Regions from separate parts of the Homo sapiens genome. Here regions 1 and 3 are each linked to region 2. A link is an interaction called in ENCODE POLR2A ChIA-PET data of the cell type or tissue named here. Cell type or tissue: CD4-positive, alpha-beta T cell. All regions are shown on one strand. Each heading gives the region's core, and the rest is flanking DNA. Links, peaks and the distances in the headings are about the cores only.

Region 1 (5,633 bases), core at 286-5,285, 110 kb before region 2:
CAAAGAGAGGATAAAAGTGACCAGTGAGGCTCTGAAGGTGCTGGGTTCTCTCCCCCACCTCCAGCTCTTTCTAAGAAGCCAATGGTGATAACATTCCCCCAAAACAGGAACCAGCGAGGGGCACCCTGTGTTGCAGAAACCTCCCGCAGAAGCTGCCCACCCAGCCCCCGACCCCACGGCCGGCTTCAGGGCCCGCTGGGCACAGCCTGGAAAGATTTTTATGTAAAAGTGGTCGATGCAAATCCAGAAACCTGGGGACCATGAAAAGATCCACTTCCCCTTTAACCCACTCTGGCCTGAGTTGCTGCCACCTGGGCACGGCTGCTGGACATAGGCCTCCCTGACCCCCGCTCCCGTTTGCCAAGCCGGCTTCCAGCACCCACAGCGCTTAGGACTTGCTCTGCGCACCGGAGGCCCCAAATCCTGGTTGCTGGGCTAGAGGAACAGGGAGCAGGAACGGCTCATGTAGACCCCCAAACCCCCTGCCCTGAAGCAGGAATGATCCCAGCAGCTAGATCTGACTTTTTTTTTTTTTTTTTAAGACGGAGTCTTGCTCTGTCGCCAGACTGGAGTGCAGTGGCATGATCTCGGCTCACTGCAACCTCCGCCTCCCAGGCTCAAGAGACTCTCCTGCCTCAGCCTTCCAAGTAGCTGGCATTATAGGTGCCCCCCCACTTCGCCCGGCTAATTTTTATATTTTTAGTAGGGATGGGATTTCACCACATTGGCCAGGCTGGTCTTGAACTCCTGGCCTCAAGTGATCTGCCTGCCTCAGACTCCCAAAGTGCTGGGATTACAGGTGTGAGCCACCGTGCCTGGCTGCTAGCTCTGACTTTTAAAAAAAAATTGAGATAAAATTCACACAACATAAATTCACCATTTTATTTTGATTTTTTTCAGACAGGATTTTACTCTGTCACCCAGGCTGGAGTGCAGCAGGTTCATCATGGCTCAGTACAGACTTGACCTCCTGTGCTCCAGTGATCCTCCCACCTCAGCCTCCCGAGTAGCTAGCTGGGACTACAGGCATGCACCACCACACCCAGCTAACTTTTACATTTTTTGTAGAGACGGGGTCACACTGTTGCCCAGGCTGGTCTTGAACTCCTGGGCTCAAGCGATCCTCCTGCCTCGGCTTCCCAAAGTGTTGGGAATACAGACGTGAGCCACTGCACCTGGGTTGAATTTTTAAATTTTTATTTTATTTATTTATTTATTTTGAGACGGAATTTCACTCTCCTTACCCAGGCTGGAGTGCAATGGTGTGATCTCGGCTCAGGGCAGCCTCTGCCTCCCAGGTTTAGGTGATTCTCCTGTCTTAGCCTCCTGAGTAGCTGGGATTACAGGCGCCTGCCACCACGCCCAGATAATTTTCTTATTTTTAGTAGAGATGGGGTTTCACCATGTTGGCCAGGCTGGTCTCGAACTCCTCACCTCAGGCAATGCACTATCTTTGGCCTCCCAAAGTGCTGGGATTACAGGCATGAGCCACCACGCCCGGCCAACTTTTTAAAAAATTGAAATAAAATTCACACAACACAAAATTCACCATTTGCTTTAAAGTATATGATTCAGTGGGTTTGGGGCACACTCATGAGGTTGTACAACCATCACCTATACCTAATTTCAGAACATTTTATCCCCTCAAAGGGAAACCCCGTCTCCAACTGAGTTGGCCACCTCAGAAGTGACTGAGAAGCAGTCACTTATCCCCCTCCCCAGAACCCTGACAACCACAAATCTGCTTTCTGTCTTTGGATTCGCCTGTTTTGGACAGCCATGAAGTGGGCAAAATAACATTGAGTGAAATCTTTGTGATGGAGAAAAATAGGTCATGACATGGTAGGTGGGACCCGGAGGGTCATTTTAGCCGAGAAGGTCAAGGAGGTTCTCTCTGAGGAGGTGACATTTAAGCTGAGACCAGCAGGAGATAAAGGAGTGGCTGAAGGGAACAGCATTTGCAGCAGAGGGAACAGACAGTGCCAAGACCCTGAGGCAGGACCATGCCTGGTGTGATCATGGAACTGTGGGGAGGCTGGTGTGTTGGGGAGGCTGGTGTGCAGGAGGAGATGGGGTCACAGGGTGGCCGGGGCCAGACCACAGAGCCTTGAGGGCCTCAGTGAGAGGTTTGTGTTTTGTCTTGTTTTGTTGTTTGTCTGTCTCTGAGATGGAGTCTGGCTCTGTCACCCAGGCTGGAGTGCAGTGGTGCAATCTCAGCTCACTGTAACCTCCACCTCCCGGGTTCAAGCAATTCTCCTGCCTCAGCCTCCTGAATAGCTGGGATTACAGGTGCGAGCCACCATGCCTGGCTAATTTTTGTATTTTTAGTAAAGATAAGGCTTCACCATGTTGGCCAGGCTAGTCTCGAACTCCCAGCCTCAAGTCATCCGCCCACCTCGTCCTCCCAAAGTGCTGGGATTACAGGTGTGAGCCACTGTGCCCGGCCAGGTTTGGGTTTTATTTCAAACCTGGGACAGGGCTCCGTTCTCCACCACTGCTCTAAAAATATTTATTGAAAGAAGAGGGACATACCACAGAGTCAGCCCTACCTTTGGTGCTTCAGGCCTTCAAATGGAGACCCCAGGGTGCAAGGAATTCAGGTCTTTGCAGACCTTCCTGTGGAAGATGGAACAGTGTGAAACTGCATGGAACAGCATGGATGCATTTGGGAACTGCGTGGAGGCTCTGTCTCCTGTAAGGCAGAACTGAGTTGGCCGCCCCAGGGACTGAGTCCCTGGCCACCTCCTGCCAGCCACAAAGACCGTGCTGCCCACGACGTGCTGTTGCTTCATGGTGACTTGACTGTGATACAAAGAGGCCACCAACCTGGACAGGGAAACCTGAGCTTTCTGCAAGCTCCCCAGTAACTCCAGGCCTGACAGGGGCTCACTTCAATACCCCCAGCCCCCGTCTATGAAATAAAGGGTGTTTAGGATCCATCTGGCAACGGACACCCACTCGCCCAGGCCAGACCTAGGGAGGGGCACAGGGACCAACGAGGCCTCAGTTTCCCTATCTGTGAAATGGACAGAAAAAGCCCCGCGGCGCATCATAACAACCCACCAGGTCTATTGTCCAGCCCTGGGGGCCCCCACATCCCTCTGAGCAGCTTTGGGGTCCCCAATTTCCTTCCCCCAAGCACACACGCACTGTCCTCTGCCCCTGACCGCAGCCGGGTCCTGATACTGTTTTGTTCTCACCCTGCTCTCCTGACCTGGTGCCACCAGTTTGGTGTCTTAAAAAACCACAACTTAGGGTGCTGTTATCTGCTATCAGTGGCGGGACGCGGTGGTTTCGGGGCCCCTCCGTGCACTTCTCAGAAGAGCCAGCCATGTCATCGCAGGGTGCTTGGCACAAAGCAGCTTGTTTATCAGGCCCCCTCATCGCGATCCCTGCTGATAAGGGCCTTCAAGGCGCCCGACAACTTGTTTACGGGCCTTGTTTTCAGAGATTCTCCATTTGATGTATCCCGGTCTTGCAGCCCAGGGGTCAGGGCATTGGGGAGGGGGGAAGCAGGGCTGGGTCGAGGGGCTTCTGGGAAGACTTCCTGGAGGAAGGGATGCTGGAAGGGAGCGAGGGAGGGTTAGTTGCAGAAGATGGGGTAGGCATTGCAGGTGGAAGAACCTGCATGGGCAGAGGTTTGGAGATAAGAACCTTGTGACAGGCTGGGGGCAGGGGCTCATGCCTATAATCCCAGCACTTTGGGAGGCTGAGGTGGGAGGATCGCTTGAGTCCAGAAGTTCAAGACCAGCCTGGCCAACATGGCGAAACCCCATCTCTACAAAGAAAAAAAAAAAATTAGCCAGGCAGGGTGCGTGCCTATAGTCTCAGCTACTTGGGAGGCTGAGGTGGGAGAATTGTTTGCACTTGACCTTGAGAGGTGGAGGTTACAGTGAGCCAGGATCACACCACTGCACTCCAGCCTGGGTGACAGAGCCAGACCCTGTCTCAAAAAAGTAAAAAAAAAAAAAAAAAAAAAAGAGCTTCTGGCAAAGTCAGGTTAATTAATGAGCTGGGGCTTATCTGAAGAGCAATAGGGATTTGGCAGGGTTTAAGCTGGGGAGTGGGGAGGTTAAGAGCCAGGGTGAAGTTTGAATCCTGGTTCTACTCCCAGCTTCAGTTTTCTCATCTGTGAAATGGGGATGGTGTGAGGATTCAGTGACACCATTCAGGAGGGGACGCTGGGGAGAAGCCACAAGCAGGTTGGATGGGAGGAGGAGGGCCTGGCAATGCCAGGGAATGCGTAGAGCCAGAAAGCTGATTAGTAGTTGCTTAAGGCTGGGGGCTGGGATGGGAACAGGATGGAGGTTGATAGCTAAAGGGGAAGGGGTTTCCTTTTGAGGTGATTAAAATGTTCTCAAACAGGCCGGGCACGGTGGCTCACACCTGTAATCCCAGCACTTTGGGAGGCCGAGGCAGGTGGATCACTTGAGGCCAGGAGTTCGAGACCAGCCTGGCCAACATGGCTAAACCATGTCTCTACTAAAATTACAAAAATTAGCTGGACATGGTGGCACATGCCTGTAATCCCAGCTACTTGGGAGGCTGAGGCAGGAGGATTGCTTGAACCTGGGAGGCAGAGGCTGCAGTGGGCCAAGATTGCACCAATGCACTCCAGCCTGGGCGACAGAGAGAGACACCATGCCAAAAATAAATAAATAAATAAATAATAAAATAAAATGTTCCCAAATGGAGTGGTGATGGTTGCAGAACTCTGTGAATACCCTAAAACCCATTGAATTGGAATCTTTGTTATTATTATTATTATTATTATTTTGAGACAGGGTCTCACTTTGTCACCCAGGCTGTAGTGCAGTGGTGCAATCTCAGTTCACCGCAGTCTCAACCTTCCAGGCTCAAGCAATCCTCCCACCTCAGCCTCCTGAGTAGCTGGGACTACAGGGGTGCACCACCATGTCTGGCTAATTTTCTTGCTTGCTTGCTTGCTTGCTTTTTTTTTTTTTTTTTTATAGAGATGGGGTCTCACTGTGTTGCCCAGGCTGGTCTTGAACTCCTGGCCTCAAGGGATCCTCCCGCCTCAACCTCCCAAAGTGCTGGGATTACAGGCATGAGCCACCACGCCCGGCTGAGCTGGACACTTTAAATGAGTGAATTGTGTGGTCGATGCATTATATCTCAACAAAACTGTTAAAAAACAAAACAGACAAAAGAAGATCAAGAAGGCCTTTTTCACTTTAGCACCGGGAAACCCAGGAGGCAGCTCTGAACCTCTGGATAGAAGGCATTTTGGGCAGCGGCTGAAGGAGGTAGGTACTGAGCTCCTTGTCACCTAAGCCATGACCAGGTGAGCTCCTGCTGGGAGCCGCAACCACCCAGCTGCTCCTCCGCTTCTCCCAGCAGGAAAGGTGCCAGGGGCTGCCCCTCAGATGTGGCAACAGGAGCTGGGCCCCCCACCCGCCCACACTGGGGTTTCTGCGCCTTTGCTACCTGTCTACCTGCTAAGCCACTTCCTCCGCCCACCCACCAGCCCGTCTGCCTGGCGCCTGGCTTCCCCGGCTCCCTCGTCCGCCTTGCCTGCATCCCCCTACCCACCTGGCTTCCTCGTGAGCTGCCCATGTAGGCAGGACTGGGAGAGGACCCTCCTCCAAAAGCCAGGATCGGAGCCCAGCTTA
Region 2 (5,633 bases), core at 145-5,144:
CTGTGAGGTGTGTGAGGTGGGCAGGGGGCTGTTGAACCCAATGGCTGTGGCCTCATCTTGCCATTAAAAGAAGAAAGTGGGGAAAAGGTGCTGTGCCTTGGGGTCCTCAAAAGGCAAATATCATTTGAAGTGAGAAATAACAATTTTCTAGAGGTCACCACAAAAGGCTCCCATGACATTTACATAAAACCTGCCAGGCAAGGGCTGCACCAGCCCTGGAAGAAAAAAAAGTGTGTGTGTGTGTGTGTGTGTGTGTGTGTGTAGGGTGGGGTATGTGATTTGGAAATGAATTTACAAATCACAAGCCAGTCTTCATGACAAAAATAATACAGACTGGCAGGTGTCACAATTCTGGCTTCTTTGAAAATTCGCATTTGTTCTCTGGCGGGCACCTTTGACATACCCTGCGTGAACACCCCTGGGTGTCAGCCCCATCCTCTGGGGGGATTTCCAGGGAGAGATGCTATCTATGCATGAGCCAGGCACGGGGAGCCCTGACAGGGCAAGGGGGCCCAGCTTTGTTCCTCCCTACGGAGTGTGCCAATGTCGCAGACGCCACCTCTGCAAAGGGTAGGAAGGCGCCTTGCCCACATGTAACAAGATCCCTGAGAACGCCGTGCAGCGAGTCTGAAAGCTGGTTAGGGGTCGTGCATGAAAGGACCCAAAAGAGCCCCTGGGAGGGGAGCAAGTGAGGCGCAGAGCCCACCAGGAGCTCCCATGGTGGGGGACACTTTTGCTCTCTTTATGGCCAGATTCCCCATTGCCCGAGTGCATGTGATATTTTGCAGTTAGCAGTGGCAGGCAAGGGGCGCGCTGACTCAGGGCTTTGAATAGGAGAGATGAAAGATGAGGGGCCATGTTCACCCCGCCAGAAAAGCAGGGAGGCGGTGCCCAGAGCTGCACCCAGAGCCCCCTTCTGAGGCGTCTGCCCCAGCCCTCACCTCCCTCAGGTGCCAAGCAAGGGGTTGAGGTGTCCTGGAGGCAGGTACACCCGATGTCCCCAGGGCGATGGCTCCCGTCTGTTCACACCTATACTCAGATGCTGGGGTGGGAGCCCAGCCACTCTAGGCCTGCACCCCACCCTGCAGCCCCCCAGGCCTCAGCATTTGCACCCCACTGAACACCAGATGATAATCGAGTCACACGACACTCCCTGGATCCGCCTCTGGGTACAGTGTGCCCAGGAAGGCAAATGCTTCTATTTTCAAACTCAGTGGTCTTTACAGAACAGAAAGTGCTCCAAACGGCAATCTGCCTGCAGTCAGTTTAAACATACAAGGCTGACATTCCTCCCTCTCAGAGTGGGACCGTTCCTTGGCACCGTCAGCAGGTCCCACCCAGCCCTAAGACAGACCTTCCAGAGGGCTCAGACGGAAGCTCTGAAGCTTCCTTGAACACAGCAGTGCTGGGGGATGGGGGGCGTGGGCAGGAAAGAGGGACTCCACCTGGTTGGCCGTTTTAGGCTCCTTGGGACCCCCTCCCCATCCTGGCTGGCAGGCAAGTGCCAGAATTTTCCAGGCCCCTTGAGATGGTGGAACCACTTGTCCCATTGTAGAATTTCACATGTACCCACCGGATTATCTCTCTGAGATCATCGTGGGAACGAAATTGAAGTAGTTAAGTTCAAGGCTGAGGTGCTAACCGCAGGGTTCAAATGGAGATGCCATTTTTAAAGTGGATCTTGTGCAATCAACAAAAGGTTTTGGGACCCACATGGGCACATGATGGGGAGAGGTCACTGAGCCCTGGTTTCGATGTTGGCCTGGCATTTCAGAGAAGTGGGAGAGCTGGCAGCACTTAGGACCTCAGGGCTTCCTCGGTGGCTGCATCCTGTGTGGCACCCCCGGCAGGGAGGTCAAGAACTCACGGCCACCCTGGGTGGATGCCACACACAGGTACGGGAGGGGCTTGTTTGCAAGGGGAAGAATGACTTTTGTCTTCTTCTTTTGTTGAGAGAGCTGCTCAAATCAAACAGGACAGCCGCTGGTTAAACTTAGGTAAAAGCTGTTCGTTAGTGCAACTGTGGGGAGGGGGCGAAAAGACATGCTCATCACCATCACCTATGCGGCTTTGTTTAGGAGGTGAAAAGGTCATTAGCAGTAATAAAATAATCATTAAATTGGGGAGAGGTTAAAGGTGACTGGCTGGTTAGCGGTAGAACTGCGCTGGCTGGTGTCACCGGGCGCTGCAGGCAGGAACCGCAACGCAGGGCCGCGCTGGCAGGAAGTGGCAAGGGTGGGGCCGGTCGCAGGATCCCACTATCGCAGCAGGGCTGAGGCCCAATCACTGACACCCACACAGCCGTTTCCTGCACTTAAAAAAAAAATCTGTTTCTCTCTTTGCAAATCAACAACTTTTACCTAGAAACTCTTCAGCGGTGAGCTCTGACTGATCTTGATCTCCGGTCCGTTGCAGAAAATATACCATTGTTTACCTGGGGGAGGTGTGTGCCACGGCTAACTTTAACCTAACTCTAACTGACAGGTTTCGGCAGCCTGCCGGGTCTGTGCTGCATCTGCCTGAAAGAAACCAGTTTCTTCTGCCCAAAACAGACACCTGCTGGTTATTTAATACCTTGATACACCTTTCTTGAAAAGACCTCCAGGCAAGAAGAACTTAGTGCCCACACCAAAGCTCCATGCATGCCCCAGGAGATGGCCCTTGGTGGTCCCCAGAGTGCACTTTCTGGCTTAGATGGAGACAGAACTGAGTATGTGGCCTTGAGGGCAGATGGCCAACTGTGGGCTACTCAGCTGTACGCTGTGACCGGAACTCTCCCTCGAGGAACCTCTGCAGGTTCCCAGGTGGAGGGGTCCACCTGTGACTGTCCAGGTCAACACCTGTCTGCCCGTGCACCCACACTGCATGCCAGCCACACCAAATGTCAATTTCACCTCAATTGACCTTTAAACAAAATAAGACAAGCAGCTCCCACGGAATTTGAAAACTGCAGCCTCTAGAACACAAGAGATGGCACCAAAGCCACACGTGACTCAGACCCAAACTCACATTTGGTCCTGTATGAGCGATGACCCACAGAGGACGCTGGAGCCCTCTTTGAAGTTCAACTCCCTGCACGCTTTTTTTAACGGAAAAGATTTCCACTAAACTGTGACCTCACAGGGAGAAAAGGGCCCAATTAATGACTCCCAGAATGTGTGCAGCCACCTCAGCTGCCCAGCCTGTCTTTCCTGGAAAAGGTGCCCATATGGCAGAAGCCTGCGTCCCGGTCCCTGTGCCGCAGGGTGGGGATGGGGGCTACAGACCACATACAGCACGTCACCGTGCAAGGCGCTTCACCCACACACCCACCTGCTAGGCCTGAGTGGGTCCCATGGTCAGGCAGGAAAACTGAGGCTCAGGGAGGTTAAGTGACCCACCCGGGGCCTCCCTTTCCTCCAATGTCCAGAAACCAGCCTGATCAAGCAGTCCCCTGGATTCTAGCAGAATTGGCTGCCCAGAGGACAGAAGGAAGCGGCCTCAGTTCTCCTGTCCTGGCCTCACACATCAGCCATTTCCTGGCACAGAGGCCTAGCAGGGTTCTAGAAACCTCTGGGTGCCCTGGGATGGACAAACCCTGGATGGGAGCATGGGACATCAGACATGTTCCATGTGCCAGGCGGAGAGATGACAGAAAAGCTTGTTCCTTCATTGTGATTTCCATGAGTGCAGGTGTCAACGCTGTGTGCATGTTTAAGACTGCCCACTGGACAGCCTATGGGTCCTTCAGACTTTTTGTCAGTCTGTCTATCTCCACCAGCTCAAGGCTCGACCGCCAGGCTCACAGGGGGTCGCATTTCACCTTCCTCCTCACTCAGCCACGCTGGGACCCACGCATCTCGCGCAAAGCCCCAGCATCTGGGAAGCCCTGGGGTGGCCAGGGGAAGGCGGCCGTCACTGTGTGCTGGCCGTGTGGTCTCCCTGAGCAGAAAAAGCCTGGGGTAGCAAGAAAGGCAGAAAGGCTTTTTTTGGTTTGTTTGTTTGTTTTAAGAAAACATAAAGTCCAGCAGTTTGAAAACGTTGGACTTTATGCTTAAAAAAAAAAAAAAAAATTCACAGATTAGCTTCACTATCTTCTGTCTTAAAGAAGCCAAGAAAACAAGAGATCTGCCTTGTGTCTTCCTGGCGAACTTTCTGAGCACGACTTCACCCGACACTCATCTGCTGACCGCTCTTGCCCATAACCAGAGGCCTCCTGGGCTGCACGTGGGTCTGTGCCGTGTGGCCAGGAACCGGGAAGGGAATTGTACAGAGCCCGGCTCTGATTCCCTTGACCAGAGAGCAAGGGTAGGGCAAGCATCTTCCTTTGCAATTCCCCAAAGAGCCAAACACTTCTCCCCAACATGTGACTCACCAAAGGTCAACCACTGGGTCAACTCAGTGTTTGGACTGTTAGAGGTTAGTACGGAATCACAGCACAAATAATGCTGCAAGCTCAAACGGCAACCACCACACGGTCTGTACCTACCACCCAGCAGCGAGTACAATGCAGAATTTTTCTGTTCAGCCATTGCTTCTGGGTAAAAGAATCAAATGAGAAATATTTAGGCCTCCACACAGATCTGCAGTTGCTCCGGACTTAAAATGCTGCGCGTGCATTGGCTGTTTTAGAGAATGTTCTGAAGCTCATGGCTTGGTTCTCGTTACTCCTGTCTTGGGGCAGGAGGCAGGTCACTGGGTGTAGACCTGGCCCTGCTGCCACCTTGCTGTGTGACCTTGGGGAGCCCCCATGACCTCCCTCCCCGCCTTTCCTCTTCCAGGAAATGGGCATGGCCTGGCCTGTCTCCCTCACGGGTCTTGCTGGGACCTAGTGAGATAAGAACTGTTCAAGCACTTCCTAAGGGCCCATCAATGTTAATATATTTCTGCAGAGCACCGAGTGGCACAGCAACCATCAACCACAGCAGAACAAAGATGCAGTGGCCTGTGCCACGAGTAAAGGAGCCCAGGACCCCCTGGGTCTCAAATTGTGCAACAGCTCCCTAAAAAGCCTGAACCCTGAAGCCAGGCCCAAGGAAGTCACCCAAACTCCCGTTATCAAACGTTCTACTTTTAACAAGCATTCTTTTCTGCTTTCGAAGCCCACAGTACACTAACAGCAGAAGCCAAGGTGGGGTGGGTAGGCTTGCAGAGGGAGACACGATGGGAGGTGATAACTGAGGGAAAGTTCAAAAGCAGACCCAGCGCCGGGTTTAGGTACGTGGGGAGGCGGGGGTGGCGGTTTCCATGAAACACTGAAAATGAAGCTTTGCACCTGTGAGCTGTTGAGTGGGATGGCTCCTCCTCAGGGCCCAGCAAATACGGCACTGCTCGGCAAGTGTGTGCACCCATATGAGAATACGTGCACATGTGTGTAAATGTGTGTACACGTATGTAAGCACAGAGTGTGCATGCCCGGGTGTGTATGAGCACACACGCACGCATATGTGTGTGCACGTTTGCATGCATGCATTATGCAATATCTGTGTAATGCTCACCTGTATTCATGTATATGTTCACATGTGAATATGTGCATGTCTCAATGAATGCATGCACATATATAAGCATGGAGGGTGTGCATGCCCAGCTGTTATCTATGAGAGCATGTGTGTGTGCAGGCATGCACAATGCAGTATGTGAGTGCATGCTGCTCA
Region 3 (5,633 bases), core at 206-5,205, 88 kb before region 2:
GGTGCAGTGGGGAGGGAGGCATGTATCCCTACTGACATGTGGCTCAGAAATCTTGAACTAAGAGAAGCATCTTCCAAGGGTGGCCTCTCTGCAGTTGTGACATCTGAGCTGGGATCTGAACGTGCCACCCCGAGTAAAGTTTGCAGGCCCAGCGTGGGGGTTCAGTGGACACACACATGTGAGTCCAGAAAGACCCAGTGGGTCTGAGGAACAGTGACAATAGGCCCCTGGGCTGGGGCCGAGGGAAAGGAGTGACAGAAGGTGATGTCCCAGAGGCCATATCCTGAGGCCTCTCCCTCGATCCCGTGATGTTTCAGAAGGTCCCTCTGGCTGACGGGTGGAGAATGAGCTGTTGGGCCAGGGGAGAAAGTAGATGGCTCGGGTTGATTCCCCGGGCAAGATGAAGGTGGCTCGGCAGAGTTGGAGGGGGCTGGTGAAACGAGGAGGAATTGCAGGCTGGGCAAAGTGTTCCTGCAAAGAGCGGGCTTTGCAAGCCATAAGGTCTGTGTTGCAACCACTGAACTCTGCCTTTGTGTCCCCAAAGCAGCCTTAAGATGAGATGTGACAAATGGGCACAGGCATGTGCCATTAACTTTATTTATGGACACCAAAATTTGAATTTCCTAGAGCTTTCACATGTCACAAAATATTTTTCTTTTAATATTCTCCCAAATTTTATAAAATGTAAAAAGGCCAGCCCAGGCAACATAGGGAGACCCCATCTCTATGAAAAGAAAAAGAATTAGGCAGTCATGGTGGTGCACACCTGTGGTCCCAGCTACTCGGGAGGCTGAGGCAGGAGGGTGGCTTGGGCCCAGGAGGTTGAGGCTGTAGTGAACTATGATTGTGCCACTGCACTCCAGCCTAGATGACAAAGAGAGACGCCATCTATTTTTTTAAATGGTTAAAATGGTCAATTTTCTGTTATGTGTATACATATATATATGTGTGTGTGTGTTTGTGTGTGTATCTGTGTATATATGTGTGTGTGTATGTGTGTGTGTATGTGTGTGTGTGTGTGTGTATGTGTGTGTGTGTATATATATACTTTTTTTTTTGAGTCTGAGTCTTTGTCACCCAGGCTGGAGTGCAGTGGCGCAATCTCAGCTCACTGCAACTCTGCCTCCCGGCTTCAAGTGATACTACTGCCTCAACCTCCCGAGTAGCTGGGATTACAGACACCTGCCACCACACCCAGCTAATTTTTGTATTTTTAGTAGAAACAGAGTTTCATCGTGTTGTCCAGGCTGGTCTTGAACTCCTGGCCTCAAATGATCCGCTCGTCTCAGCCTCCCAAAGTGCTGGAATTGCAGGTGTGAGCCACTGTGCCCTGTCTGTTATGTATATTTTATCACAGTTTTAAAAGATAAATAAAACATTCCGAGCTTGAAAGCCGAAACACAGGTGGTGGGCTAGATGGGACCTTGGGGTCATCATCTGCTAATCACAGAGCAACCCAAACAGGTTGGCACTTGGACCAAAAGTGTGTGAGACCCAGACCGAGGGCCGGGTGGAACCCAGAATCACAGGGGATTTGCTAATAAGGCAAATCTGGGTGAGGACGCACCTGCTCCAGGAAGGGAGGTGGGGTTGCTCTAGCGACGATGAGCCTGGGGTCTAGGTGGCAGCAGCAGGCCAAGTGCCAGGCGCCCCAGGGATGGGGAAGGATTGATTGAATAAATGTTTAAAGGAACGAATGAGTGGATGCACAGGTGGATGGGGAGGGGTTGTGCTGTAACCACCATGAAACAAACTCCACACTTTGATGAGCCACGTGGAGAGGGAGTGGGCAGAAAGAAGAAACTGGAAGTTGGGCCGGGTGCGGTGGCTTATGCCTGTAATCCCAGCACTTTGGGAGGCCGAGGCAGGTGGATCACCTGAGGTCAGGAGTTCCAGATCAGCCTGGCCAACATGGTGAAACCCTGTCTGTACTAAAAATAGGAAAATTAGTTGGGCATGGTGGCACATGGTGCAGGGCTGAGGCAGGAGGATCGCTTGAACCCCAGAGGTCAAGGCTGCAGTGAGCCGAGATCGTGCCATTGCACTGCAGCCTAGGCAAGAAGAGTGAAACTCTGTCTCAAAAAAAAAAAAAAAGAAAGAAAAGAAAAAAGAAATTAAAAAAAAAAAGAAAATATTACCTAGAGTAAAAGAAACCAGACATAAAAGGCCACATATTGTACAATCCTATCTATGTGAGATGCCCACAGAGGCAAATCCATAGGGCCAGAAAACAGATTGGTGTTTGCCAGGGACTGGGGGTGGAGAAATGGGAAGTGACTGGTAATGGGGACAGGGTATCCCTTTAAGGTGATGAAAATATTCTGGAACTAAGTAGAGGTGGCGGTTGCACAACACTGCATGTATAAAATGCCACTACTTTAAAAATGGTTAATTTCATGTGAATTGCACTTTAATAAAAATAAACAAGTATTTAAAAATCCACCAATGCAAACACTTCTCTGTTCCTCTGTGGTGGAGGAAGGGACACGCGCTTTTTTTTCCGACCTTAGGAAGGAACAAGGGAGCCGGGGTCCCCTCCCAGCCTGGGAGCCCTGGGCACAGTCCCGGCTCATTTGTCAGAGCTATCGGAGCCGTCCTCGGGCTGGTGGGAGTTCAGGGCTCTGAAAGGTTTTCTGTCAAGGCTTGAAAGGGGGCCAGGTTTTTTTCCCCCCGGAGCCGCGCAGTCTCGGGGCTGTTGTTCTCAGCAATCGCAGGGCCTCGTGTTAGCAGGAAGCACAGCCAAGTAGGGTTTCCTGCGTGTTGGAGAGAGGAAGCTCCGTAATGTTCTGGGAGGCGATGGTTAAAAATAACTCCGGTATATAAAGACAGCGGAGGGTCCCCTTGTTCGCTCACTCGGGCGCCGGCCGGCTGGACGCAGGGCCGAGCAGGTGGTTTGGGGCCTCGGGAAGGCCAAACCCCCGCCTCTGGGCCCCTGGCTGGGGAAGACACCAGCCAAGTTCAGAGCCCCAAGTCGGCCTCACTTCCACAACTCAGCGTCAGGGACACCGTGGGCGTTTCTGTTTCAAAACGCTTTTCTCCAGCAAAGAACGTAACCTCAAGCTGCTGTCAGGGTAGAGGAATCCCTGCCCCCCGCCGCCACCCAGATAGGTTGGGCCGTGATTTTGGCTGTGCCTGGCAGTGACGATGTAGCGCACCCAGGCTGGGGGGCGCTGGCAGCCAGGGTTCAAATCCCGGCTCTGCCACCTAACGCTGGGACTCAGTTTCTCCATCTGTAGAATGGAACTAACAATAGCTCCTATGCTGTTGTAAGCACTAAACACAGAAGTTAAGCTTTGGGAGTTAGGAGGGTGTGACCTGGGAAATGGATGTCTGCCCTTTCATAAGCAGATTTTGTTTTGTTTTGTTTTGTTTTGTTTTGAGACAGGGTCTCACTCTGTCACCCAGGCTGGAGTGCAGTGGCAAGATCACGGCTCTCTGCAGCCTCAACCTCCCAGGCTCAAGTGATCCTCCCTCCTCAGCCTCCCAAGTATCTGGGACCACAGATGCACGCCACCACGCCTGGCTAGTTTTCTTTTGAATTTCAGTTAAGACAAGGTATCACTATATTGCCCTGGCTGGTCTCGAACTCCTGGGCTCAAGAGATCCCCCCATCTCGGCCTCCCAAAGTCCTGGGATTACAGACATGAGCCACTGCGCCTGGCCACAAGCAGATTTTTAGAGTTGTCATTGCCATCGGAACAGCTGCCCAGACAGCAAGAAGAGCAAAAGCCTGTGTCTGGGGTCAATGCCAGGGTTTGAGGCTTCCAAGCCTAGGTGACCCCACAACAGATTCAACACATACAAAAAGGATCACAAGGACATGTTATAAACATCTCGATGCCAAAATATTCAGTGACAGGGATGAAATGGACACATTCCTTGAAAGACACAAATTACCAAAGCTTACTTAAGAACAAATAGATCGGCCGGGCGCGATGGCTCGTGCTGTAATCCCAGCACTTTGGGAGGCCGAGGCAGGCGGATCACCTGAGGTCAGGAGTTTGAGACCAGGCTGGCCAACATGGTGAAACCCCGTCTTTACTAAACAACAAAAATTAGCTGGCCATGGTGGCGGCCACTGTAATCCCAGCTACTCAGGAGGCTGCGGCAGGAGAATTGCTTGAACCCCGGAGGTGGAGGTTGCAGTGAGCTGAGATCGTGCCATTGTACTCCAGCCTGGACAACAGAGTGAGACTCTGTCTCAAAAAAACAGAAAAGAAAGAAGAAGAAAGAGAAGGGGAAGGGGAAGAAGAGGAGGAATAAGAGGAAGAAGAAAGAGAAGGGGAAGGGGAGGAAGAGGAGGAATAAGAGGAAGAAGAAAGTAGAAAGAAGAAGAGGAGGAGGAAGAAGGAGGAGGAGGAGGAGGAAGAAGGAGGAGAAGGAGGAGGAGGAGAAATAGATCACCCGAATATCCCTGTGTCTATGGGATAAATCAACATTGTTGTAAAAAGAACTTCCTACAGGCCAGGCATTGTGGTGGGTGCCTGTAATCCCAGCACTTTGAGAGCCCAAGGCAGGAGGATCACATGAGGCCAGGAGTTCAAGACTAGCCTAGGCAACATAGCAAGATCCCATCTCTACAAAAAATATAAAAATTAGCTGGGCTTGGTGGCTTGTGCCTATAATCTCAGCACTTTGGGAGACTGAGGTAGGAGACTCACTTAACCTCGGGAGTTTGAGACCAGCCTGGGCAACACAGTGAGACCCCATCTCTACAAAAACATTTTAAAATTAGCCAGACATGGTGGGTTTCAATGGTGGCTTTCACTTCATAGGGGGCTTTTGTTCCAAAGTCGCAGGAGGTGGAATTCCATCAACCAGTCCCAGCTACTTGGGAGGCTGAGGTGGGAGGATTACTTGAGCCTAGGAGGTCAAGGCTGCAGTGAGCTATGATTGTGCCACTGCACTCCAGCCTGGGCGACAGAGTGAAACCCTGTCTCTAAACAAACAAAAGCCTTTCTACAAAGAAAACTCCAGGTCTGGATGGCGTCCCTGGTAAATTTCCCCTAAACATCTAAGGAAGAGAGAGCATCACTTTGATAGGTTGGTGCAAACGTAATTGCGGTTTTTGCCATGACTTTTAAGCAATTACGTTTGCACCAACCTTACACAAGGGCTTTCACCAAACTGAACAGGAAAGAAAGCTTCCCGACTGGCTTTATACCAGGGGCTGCTCCAGGCATGCTGGGGACTGTCCTAGGTGCCGATGGCTGGCTTCCTGCTGTTCACAGGGGCGCTGGGGCTCCCTGCCCCCCAAAACAAGATCCTGTTCCCTTCCAGGGAGGCGTGTTCTTCTGCCGTTAGGGCAGAGCCCCGGTGGGGCTCAGGGAAATGAAAGACATATTTGCTCTCCAGAAATCTGAGCCCGCAGTGCCAGCTCCCCTGAAGGGCGCCTTTGTACGCTGCTTGTTGCCACAATTAGCGCCGTCCCAGACTGCGGCCTGCAGATCGAGGCCGCCTTGGCTCCGAAGCCCCTTTCAGGAGTCATCAGCGTCCTCCATGGGCTCTGACGTGGGCTATTTTTAACTGGCCAAAGGGGAGTTGTTATGGGCCAGCAGCAGCGGGGGACTTGAGGGGAGAGAGGATGGCGGGTGTTGGAGAGGCCAAGGGCTGTGGCCGGTGGTTAGGGTCTC

What was found. Peaks named below come from ENCODE experiments on the same cell type or tissue, not always from the same donor. Only the 100,000 strongest peaks of a DNase experiment are listed, where the experiment ranks them.
Region 1: POLR2A ChIA-PET joins it to region 2 with 21 read pairs; 14 of 35 experiments call an interaction of 5 or more read pairs at or near these places.
Region 3: POLR2A ChIA-PET joins it to region 2 with 13 read pairs; 10 of 35 experiments call an interaction of 5 or more read pairs at or near these places.

What each region holds. Positions count from the first base shown.
Region 1 is chr19:16,263,424-16,269,056 of GRCh38, forward strand. No RefSeq gene overlaps it. Among named protein-coding and RNA genes, the nearest start is that of KLF2-DT, 58 kb to the right of the region's middle. In CD4-positive, alpha-beta T cell, for the core only: no CTCF peak of the experiment used is centred there; a DNase peak (open chromatin) is centred at 3,338; H3K4me3 peaks cover 306 bases; H3K27ac peaks cover 594 bases.
Region 2 is chr19:16,369,447-16,375,079 of GRCh38, forward strand. All of the region lies in intron 22 of EPS15L1 (epidermal growth factor receptor pathway substrate 15 like 1), which reads right to left. Among named protein-coding and RNA genes, the nearest start is that of KLF2, 47 kb to the left of the region's middle. RefSeq lists enhancers at 2,277-2,446, 2,587-2,656. In CD4-positive, alpha-beta T cell, for the core only: no CTCF peak of the experiment used is centred there; DNase peaks (open chromatin) are centred at 445, 1,305, 2,265 and 2,985; H3K4me3 peaks cover 3,403 bases; H3K27ac peaks cover 4,963 bases.
Region 3 is chr19:16,280,969-16,286,601 of GRCh38, forward strand. KLF2-DT (KLF2 divergent transcript) reads right to left here. Exons shown (of 2, transcript NR_186323.1): 2 at 2,391-2,753. Among named protein-coding and RNA genes, the nearest start is that of KLF2-DT, 41 kb to the right of the region's middle. In CD4-positive, alpha-beta T cell, for the core only: no CTCF peak of the experiment used is centred there; DNase peaks (open chromatin) are centred at 3,023 and 5,053; H3K4me3 peaks cover 1,001 bases; H3K27ac peaks cover 1,059 bases.